Regions from separate parts of the Homo sapiens genome. Here regions 2 and 3 are each linked to region 1. Evidence: chromatin contacts called from ENCODE Hi-C or POLR2A ChIA-PET data. All regions are on one chromosome and are shown on one strand. Each heading gives the region's core, a stretch centred on a gene start or an enhancer-like site at or near the end of the contact. The rest is flanking DNA. Distances are from core to core; before and after follow the strand shown. Region 1 holds the start of MCM6 (minichromosome maintenance complex component 6). Region 2 has its middle 65 kb from the start of CXCR4. Region 3 overlaps DARS1-AS1 (DARS1 antisense RNA 1).

What was found. A loop is a pair of places that touch in the nucleus more often than their neighbours do. ChIA-PET counts read pairs that join two places held with the same protein, here RNA polymerase II (POLR2A). Pooled maps may share reads with other maps.
Region 2: a pooled map shows a loop between it and region 1 (4-fold over the local background). The contact joins the enhancer-like site here to the promoter of MCM6 in region 1. A Hi-C loop is called at or near these places in 1 of 37 single-sample maps with no recorded cell type and 12 of 50 pooled maps. POLR2A ChIA-PET finds 5 or more read pairs at or near these places in 9 of 52 experiments (OCI-LY7, WTC11, activated CD4-positive, alpha-beta T cell and 4 more).
Region 3: a pooled map shows a loop between it and region 1 (3-fold over the local background). The contact joins the enhancer-like site here to the promoter of MCM6 in region 1. A Hi-C loop is called at or near these places in 5 of 50 pooled maps. POLR2A ChIA-PET finds 5 or more read pairs at or near these places in 4 of 52 experiments (OCI-LY7, RWPE1, WTC11 and 1 more).

Annotation. Positions count from the first base shown.
Region 1 is chr2:135,874,996-135,878,035 of GRCh38, forward strand. It overlaps MCM6 (minichromosome maintenance complex component 6), which reads right to left and starts at 1,448. Exons shown (of 17, transcript NM_005915.6): 1 at 1,264-1,448. The coding sequence starts at 1,370. RefSeq lists enhancers at 538-1,073, 843-972, 1,663-1,722 and a silencer at 1,043-1,202.
Region 2 is chr2:136,051,137-136,054,176 of GRCh38, forward strand. No RefSeq gene overlaps it. Among named protein-coding and RNA genes, the nearest start is that of CXCR4, 65 kb to the right of the region's middle. RefSeq lists an enhancer at 1-108. Within about 2 kb of position 1,400, at least 4 of the 41 ENCODE cell types and tissues checked have a DNase peak (open chromatin) inside an H3K27ac peak, as active enhancers do.
Region 3 is chr2:136,006,745-136,009,784 of GRCh38, forward strand. It overlaps DARS1-AS1 (DARS1 antisense RNA 1), which reads left to right. Exons shown (of 4, transcript NR_110199.1): 4 at 452-798. Among named protein-coding and RNA genes, the nearest start is that of DARS1, 23 kb to the left of the region's middle. Within about 2 kb of position 1,572, at least 10 of the 41 ENCODE cell types and tissues checked have a DNase peak (open chromatin) inside an H3K27ac peak, as active enhancers do.

The DNA.
Region 1 (3,040 bases), core at 198-2,697:
TGGTGGGTGACGGTGGCTGAGGGAGAGGGTAACGGAGGAGAGTTCGTGTTTAATGGGCACAGAATGTCAGTTTGGAAGATGAAAAGAGTTTGGAGCCGGACACGGTGGCTCACGCCTGTAATCACTTTGGGAAGCCCAGGCGGGGGGATCACCTGAGGTCGGGAGTTCAAGACCAGCCTGACCAACATGGAGAAACCCCATCTCTACTAAAATACCAAATTAGCCGGGCGTGGTGGCGCATGCCTGTAATTCCAGCTAGTAGGGAGGCTGAGGCAGGAGAATAGCTTGAACCCGGGAGACGGAGGTTGCGGTGAGCTGAGATGGTGACACTGCACTCCGGCCTGGGCAACAAGGGCTAAATTACGCCTCAAAAAAAAAAAAGTTTGGAGATGGGAGAGTGGTGACGGCTGCACAACGAGGTGAATGCACTTAGTGCCACTGGACTCTACACTTAAAAATGGCTAAAATGGTCAACTTTGTTATGTATATTTTACTAAAAAAGAACTTCAAAAGCCATTCCAAACTGCTGACCCTTCATCCTGGAGGCCGTGGTGTATCTGCTCCAGGAAAAATAACCGGTGGGTGAGGCAAGCCAGGGAGGAGGTTGGGGTTATGAAGCTAGGAGCCCAGAGGCACAGAAAAAAAGAAGAGTAGAGAAAGGAAAGGAAGGCCAGAGGGAAAGGGGAGCAAGGGACCCAGAAGAAGGGATATGGTGAGCTACTCTCTGCAGGGCAGGGCTCCGCCCCCCAGCAGCTTTCAAACCACAGTTGACGCAGAAACTTTCATCAGCACAAGAGGCGAGGGTGGCCCGTGCCCTGCGAACCCCCAGCACCATGCTCCCGGCTGCGTGGCCCAGCAGGGCACCGACGAGATTCAATGGCACTTCGGCCTCCCACTCGACCTGGCCGCACCCAGCGGCCCAGTTACTATACTCAGCGAGCCCAGGTTTCCGCGCCGGTCACCGAGGGCTGTGCAAATACCAGGCTCGCGGGGTGGTGAGCATCAAGTGACAGAAGCAAAGCGCTGAGCACTGGGCACGAGCGTCTTAGGGCTCGAGATGGGTTTTACTCCAGAAAAACCCAGCCTGTCCCAGGCTCCTCGCGGCCGCCGGGCTCGGAGCCTAAAGTTGGGGGGCGGGCGGGGAGGCGCTTCCCGGACGCGCGACCCCCAGGTTCCGGAACACCCGCCGCCCACACGGCACCGCCTGGCCCAGACGCCGCAGGCTCCGGAGGCGGGCGAGGCCCGGGGCGCTCGCCGACTTACTCCTCCAAGAAGTCCAGGAACAGTTTCTGGCACTTCTCGGCCACCTCGTCGCGGACCTCCAGGTGCTGGCTGCCGGCGCCCGGCTCCGCTGCCGCCGCGAGGTCCATATTTGCTTAGTGCCGAGGATTCGCCTGCGCCACGCTCGACCGCCACAAGTCGCTTTTTTCCAGACGCTGCAGCTTTGCGCGCGCCGCCGCCGCTTCCGCCCCGCCCCCTCTTCCGACCTGCACGGCCGGAACCAATCGTGACACAGGAGCTGGAGATTTCGCGCCAAACCTGACCAATGAACGGCGCCTCTCCAAGAGCCCCAGCCCACGGAAAGGGATTTCGCGCCAAATGCAAAGCCCTTCTGGAGAAAGCCCATCTGCCTTTGCGCCTGCGCAGTGTAGCCGTGGCCCGCGGGTATTTTTGGCTGCTGGAACAAGTTCGAATCTGAGGGTTTTGTCCGAGTGGTTTTTCAAATGTTCTTTAAATCATTCCACTGATATTAATTGAACGATCGGAGTAAGACTCTATGGAAGAGAAAAATGAGTAAGCCGCTTCTGCTGTCTAGTTAGAGGAAATAATGGAAACCACAGTATAAAACCCTGTAAAAGAGTCAAAGAGATGTCTAAACCTTGCATGGGTAAGGTGGCACAATTATTGTGGTGGTGCTGACCGAGGAAAATCAGCGAAATATTTGACATTGGCCGGGCGCGGTGGCTCACAACCTGTAATCCTAGCACTTTGGGAGGCCGAGGCGTGTGGATCACCTGAGGTCAGGAGTTCGAGACCACCCTGGCCAACATGCAGAAACCCCATCTCCCCTAAAAATACAAAAATTAGTCGGGCGTGGTGGTGCACGCCTGTAATCCCAGCTACTCGGGTGGCCGAGGCAGGAGAATCGCTTGAACCTGGGAGGAGGAGGTTGCAGTGGGCCGAGATCGTGTCACTGCACTCCAGCCTGGGCAACACAGTGTGACTCCGTCTCAAAAAAAAAAAAAAAAAAAAGAAAGAAAAAGAAAAAGAAAGAAATATTTGACACTTTGATTAATCTTTTTTTCTTTTTCTTTTCTTTTTTTTTTCAGATGAAGTCTCACCCAGTCGCTCAGGCTCGAGAGCAGTGGCGCGATCTCGGGTCACTGCAACCTCCAGCTCCCGGGTCCAGGGGATTCTCCTGCCTCAGCCTCCTGAATAGCTGGGATTGTAGGCGCCCGCTACCATGCCCAGCCAATTTTTGTATTTTTAGTAGAGACAGGGTTTTCGCCATGTTGGCCAGGCTGCTCTCAAACTCCTGACCTCAGGTGATCCGTCTGCCTCGACCTCCCAAAGCGCTGGGATTACGGCCGTGAGCCACAGCGCCCGGCCTTAATACCCTTCTTAAAATGCACTATTGGCTTGAGTTATCCTTATGTTTTTTTCCCCCATCTTTCCCTAACCATTTCACTTGGTTTTTCTGCCATCTCTTTGGCCATTCCTGATTAGCATCCTTTGTAGGCGCCTCTCCTTCAGTGAGTCTTTTAAATGTTCTGGTTCCAGAGCCTTCTTTTCCCGTAAAGTCGCTCTCTTGGGCGACCCTTTACACTCCCTTGGCGTTAATTAACATCTGGGTACTGATGATATCTATATGTGTATTTCACCAACCAGTACCTTTTTTTGGCCTCCAAGACATTAAGAGAAACGGGGACCACTTCCATTTTTTGAGGCTTGTTGCATATTAAAAATATTTTTTCTTTCTTTTCTTTTTTTGAGACGAGGTCTTACTATGTTGTGCAGGCTGACCTTGAACACCTGGTCT
Region 2 (3,040 bases), core at 150-2,649, 180 kb after region 1:
TCTCTTCTACTCCTAGACAGACCGCAGTGTGGCCTAACACACATGCATAGAGATGGGGTCAGGCCCCCCCTGCTTTTAGCTTTGGTTTTGTCACCAACTAACTTTTGGGTCCAGCAAACAGTGGGTGCCCAACACATGTGAAATGTGAGTTTTAAAAATTCTCTTGGCCTCGATTTTCTTTGTTGTCAAATAAGACAGTTTTCCACTGTGGCAGGTACTGTTGATTAACTCTATAGTCATTTCAAACACCCTTTTCCTGTCTACTTCTCAGTATAGAATAGAGGCTGGTAAATGACATATGACTTCTCTCAGCCTGTCTTGCAATTAGGTGGCTCATGTGACCTAAGGGGCTGTTTGCTGGAGGGTTTCTGGGAAGAGTTATTTTCCTAAATAAAGTGATAGAGACATGGGAAAACAGCCTGTTCCCTGCCTTCACCTTCCTGCCTTGAAAGCAACTGTGGGGGAAAGATGCTTGGAACTGGGATGACCACTTTATCTTGTGTAAACACATGTGAGGATGAAAAGTCAACTCTCTGAGGATGGGGAGCCTTGAGACAGCAAGAGCCTGGGCCCTTGAGCACCATTGCTGGGCCATTGCACCAATCTCAGAATTGCTTACCCATGCCCTTCTTATTACATGAAGTGATTCCATGTCTCTAGCTCTTAAACAGAGTCAGGTTTTCTCTTTCTTGCAGCCAAAGTCACATCTTAAGTGATTGTAACCACTACAAAGTGATACTCTCTAAAGTCACTTTGTTCTAAGACTCTCACAGTATGTACTGAACCAATTTTTTTTCCTGGTATTATATCATTATAGGTGAGTTTCATTTCCTTTCCTGTGTTCTCTAGTAGAGGTGGTAATGAGCAGTGAAATAACAAAGAAGTTGAGAATAGGAGAAAAAAAAAGTAAGGAATGAAGACTTCAAAATAACTCCCATTTAGGTACTTAGAAGTTAATCATGAGTGGAATACACAGAGGGAGCTGGGCTTGGCTTGACGGGGTGATCTCCACTTTCCTTCTCTATTCCCAGAAGACTTAGGAGGCTCCGTGAGAGGGAGAATGAGATAAGAATTTTAGCAACTTACTCTCTCCACCCTGTGAAAGAACTTCTGCCTTGGCAACACCCCTCCCCAAATAATTTTCACATAGTCCAGATGAGTGCCTTCCCATACACAGGATGAAAGATCCAGGGAAAAAAGTCATATCGGGACAATGGAGAAAAAAAATTGGCTTTGCCTCTGCATTGTGTGTCTAATCCTGGTTCTGATAGCCCTTTACAAAGTTCCAAAAAGTGAAAAGCAACCGTGGAAACACCTGTTGGAAACCGTTTTTGAGCTGTCCACGTTGGTACTGGCTGGTTTCCTCTGGGAGGCTGAGTGCTCAAAGCATCAAGAAGGCCAGAACAGAGAACAGAATTTGTACTCCATCATCTGTGAAGGCTTTACTCTATTTCAGTAGCTGTGAATAAAGGGGCTTTCCGTAAACATACGTTATGACCATAGATATCAGGTTGACTAATACAATTCATGGCTCTGGCGCTCTTCCTATAATCCACCTGACTCGAATACTCAGGGTGTGCCTTTTGGTGAGTTCATATGTTTGAGCAGTCAAAGCTTTATAGTCCTCACCAAAAAATATGTTTTTGACTTAATAGTTTTTAGATAAAAAATTTTCACAATGGATGAAGTAGTCTAAGACATTGATAAAACAAAATTATGTTAAAAAGTTCTCGACCTTCCTGCTCTTTTATGTTTTTCTCGCTAATCTCACACCTTGCTAATCTCTCACACCTCCTTTACAGAGGTGTAAATTATCTTCTTTTGGGTGCATGTACATCAATTGACACATTTATTTAAATTTAAACTCAGAGAAAAAATGCACTAGCTTTTGAGTTTAGAGTCAATGTGAGACCTCAGGTCCAGAGAGGTGAGCGGCAGTGGAAGAGGTGATAAAAGACTGATTCTGTGCTACTTTTATCACCTCTCTGGGCTTGAGCTCCTAATCTGTGAAGGGAGGCAACTATCCTAAAATTATCTTTAGGATGATTCATTACAGCTGTAACATGCAATGATTCTATTAAGAGTCTACTGAATAAGGCTAAAGCTATTCATTATTTTTTTTCTAAGAAGTTTTTTAAACTCTTAAAATGATTTCAAAGGAACAAATCCCTTGTAACTTGTAACTTCAAAAAGATTTTGAGTAATTGCTTTTTCATCACAATGTTTTCTTTAGGCAATGTACTTCTTGAACAACCTCTTGCTATATTCCTTTGGTGCTTGGTTTCTCTTTTAAAATAGTGATGCCTGCGACTGCCTATAATAGAGCAGCCATTTTTAGTTACTACTGAGGCCAAGCCTTTCTTTGTTGAAAATAGTTTTATTTTTTATTTTTATTTTTTGAAACGGAGTCTCACTCTGTCGCCCAGGCTGGAGTACAGTGTCGAGATCTCAGCTCATTGCAAACTCTGCCTCCCGGGTTCAAGCAATTCTCCTGCCTTGGCCTCCTGAGTAGCTGGGATTACAGGCACATACCATCATGCCTGGCTAATTTTTGTACAGTTAGTAGAGACAGAGTTTGGCCATGTTGCCAGGCTGGTCTCAAACTCCTGACTTCAGGTGATCCACCCACCTTGGCTTCCCAAAGTGCTGGGATTATAGGCATGAGCCACTGTGCCCAGCCCCCTGAAAATGGTTTTAAATGCATATTTCAGTGTGTAGATTATAGTGAAGCCTGAGGATTTGTTTAAAATATAAACATGATGCAAAAATTGATTTTAGATTTCGCCAGCATATTGTTGTTAATTGGTAGAAGCATTAGAATTGTATGATAATATGTTTACAAAGTTCATGTCAACTTTTATGGGAAAGCTGTGCATTCTTTTGTAGAAGACCTTATGAACCTCAAGCTTGTAAGTAATAGCTATCTTTTGTAAATAAGTTCTAGCTGTGTGCTAAGTACTTTATGACACCTGAGAGAAACTCAACTCATGATGATGACAGGGATGGTGAAAGTTGCTACATTAATTGAGTGCCTACTGTG
Region 3 (3,040 bases), core at 322-2,821, 130 kb after region 1:
AACACAATTTCCTAAGGTCCTAACTTTAAGGCACTTGAGGATTCTTACTAAGGGCAAATTCCTGAGATGACAGAAATACTAGTCAACACACATCAATGCCTATGTTTTTCCCTCCTCCTGGAATCCTGTGCTTTCCCCTTCCTGCTCCACCTGTTGAAATCCTCTCTTCATTCGTCCAAGAATGATCTCAGATGTCTGCAAGGAACATAAACCACTGTTACACACGTATTGTTTTAAGGAAAAAAGTTACTGAAGAAGTCTGAACTGTCACCTCCTTCCCAATCCCTTTCCTAAACCCCGAGTTTTAACTTTTCTCATTTTAATGCCCATAAACTTTCATTGCTATTTTTCCTCCCTCATTCTACCTTGTTGCAGTTTAGTGTTTATTTGTTTGTTTATCACGACTACTGCTCCTCCTCCTAATAATACTTATGGTTAATTTCTTTTTAAGGGACTATATCTTAAGACTATGTGTCTTCTGCAGTTCTTTGCATAGAGTCAACGTTGAAGGACAAGCAACTTCAAATTTCCAAGCAACAAAATTATGTTCGGGTGGTTTTCTGAAAGCGAGATCTTAAGAACCACCTGTATCAGAATCCCATGAAGAGCTTGTTTAGTGTGCAAATTTACAGATTGTCCCCCCTCAGAAATGCTCATTTAGGAGTTCCTGTCCTTTGCGGGGACATGGATGAAGCTGGAAACCATCATTCTCAGCAAACTAACACAGGAACAGAAAACCAAACACTGCATGTTCTCACTCAAAAGTGGGAGTTGAACAATGAGAACACATGGACACAGGGAGGGGAACGTCACACACCAGGGCCTGTCGGGGGTGGGAGGTAAGGGGAGGGAGAGGATTAGGACAAATACCTAATGCATGTGGGGCTTAAAACCTAGATGATGGGTTGATAGGTGCAGCAAACCACCATGGACATGTATACCTATGTAACAAACTTGCATGTTCAGTACATGTATCCCAGAACTTAAAGTAAAATATAAAACAATAATAAAAAGGAAATGCTCATTCAGGAGTTTTGGGGTGGGGGTTCAGGAGGCTGCAGCCTTAACAATTACCTCTGGTGATTTTGACACAGGTAGCACAGCAGCCAAACTTGGAGAGATTTGTTCACAGCACTGCATCACCAACCTTACTTTCTGTTAGGCCTTTAATCACTTTTTTTTTTTTTTTTTTTTTTTTTTTCTGAGACAGGGTCTTGCTCTATCACCCAGGCTGGAGTACAGTGGCACGATCTTGGCTCACTGCAATCTCTGTATCCTGGGTTCAAGCAATCCTCTCTGCCTTGGCCTCCTGAGTAGCTGGGACCACAGACATGCTCCATTATGCCCAACTAATTAAAAACATTTTTTTTAGAGGCAGGCTGGTCTCGAACTCCTGAGCTCAAGCAATCTGCCTGCCTCGGCCTCCCAAAGTGCTGGGATTACAGGTGTGAGCCACTGCGCCCGGCCTTTTAATCACTTTTAAACCAGCAACCCTAATCTGCCTGTCCCTTGAATGGATCCGGATAAAGGTGTGGCAAACAAGCCTCCTGTCACAGTGGGGTGTGACAGTCACGGCATCACCCCTTCACCACATCATGTGCTGCCAGTCATCACTTCTGCTGTTGCCACCAACCCTTGCGTTTCCCTTTGTCACTTCCCCCTTGCCACCACCAACGGCCACTGTCCCTCTGCTCCTCACCCTCCATAGCTGAGTCAGATCCAGCATTGGGCACTTGAGGAAGAAGCCACTGTGGAAGGCGGGATGAGGGTGTTCCCATTCTACATTCACAAGCCCACAGCTTGGAGAAGAAGCACACCTAATTCTGACCCTGGCTTCTGAAGAAGCTCTGCAAACCTGGCTAGAAAGTTGGGCCTGTGGTTTGAGGTTCCTGCTGCCTTTGATTTTACAATGAGTGGAAATTGAGGTTGAGTAACAGGTCTCTTGCCCAAGTATTAAGGGCCACCACGAAGCATACAGCAATGAAGGCAGGAGCTGATGACATGTGGTTGGTTCCCCCCTCTAGGCCAAGTATCTTTGTATAGGGAAGGCCGACATGGCCATCTTCACGGTTTGGTATTAGTGGAGTGTCTTATACATACTGAAATTTGTTTTTGTTTTCAGGTGCTAAAAGGATAATACCAAGGAAAACTATGGGTGGGGGCAGTGAATGGCCAGCATGCCTATAATCCCAGCACTTGAAGCCAGGAGTTCGAGACCAGCCTGGGAAACAAAGCAAGACCCTGTGTCTAAAAAAATTTTTTTAAAAATAAGCTGGGCATGGTGGCACGTGCCTATAGTCCCAGCTACTCAGCTACTCGGGAGACCAAGGTGGGTGGATAGCTTGAGCCTAGGAATTTGGGGCTGCAGTGAGCTATGATTGCACCACTGCGCTCCAGCGTGAGTGACAGAGTGAGATCCTGTCTCTTTAAAAGAAAAAACTATGATTCAAAGTGTTGTTTTATGAAGCATAACCTGCTTTATGTTTTGAGTTTAATATAACTTGAAATCAGTTTCTCTAAGACAGTGCCAGCCTTGCCATTTTTCAGTTCAACATAGATTTCTCTATTACAGTGGTTCCCAAACTTTAGGAGGCATCAAAGTCATCTGGAGGGCACAAAAACACAAATTTATGGATGTCACCCACAGTTCCTAATTCTCTCTCTCTCTCTCTTTTTTTTTTGAGATGGAGTCTTGCTCTGTTGCCCAGGCTGGAGCACAGTGGTGTGATTTCGGCTCACTTCAACCTCCGCCTCCTGGGTTCAAGTGCTTCTCCTGCCTCAGCCTCCCGAGTAGCTGGGATTACAGGCTTGCGCCACCACACCAGGCTAATTTTTGTATTTTAGTAGATATGGGGTTTCATCATGTTGTTCAGGTTGGTCTTGAACCCCTGACCTCAAGTGATCCACCCACCTCGGCCTCCCAAAGCCCTGGGATTACAGGCGTGAGCCACCATGCCTGGCCTGTTTCTGATTCTCTAGGTCTGGAAAGGGGCCCAATAATTTTCACTTCTAACAAGTGGCAGGATGCTGCTGCTGCTGC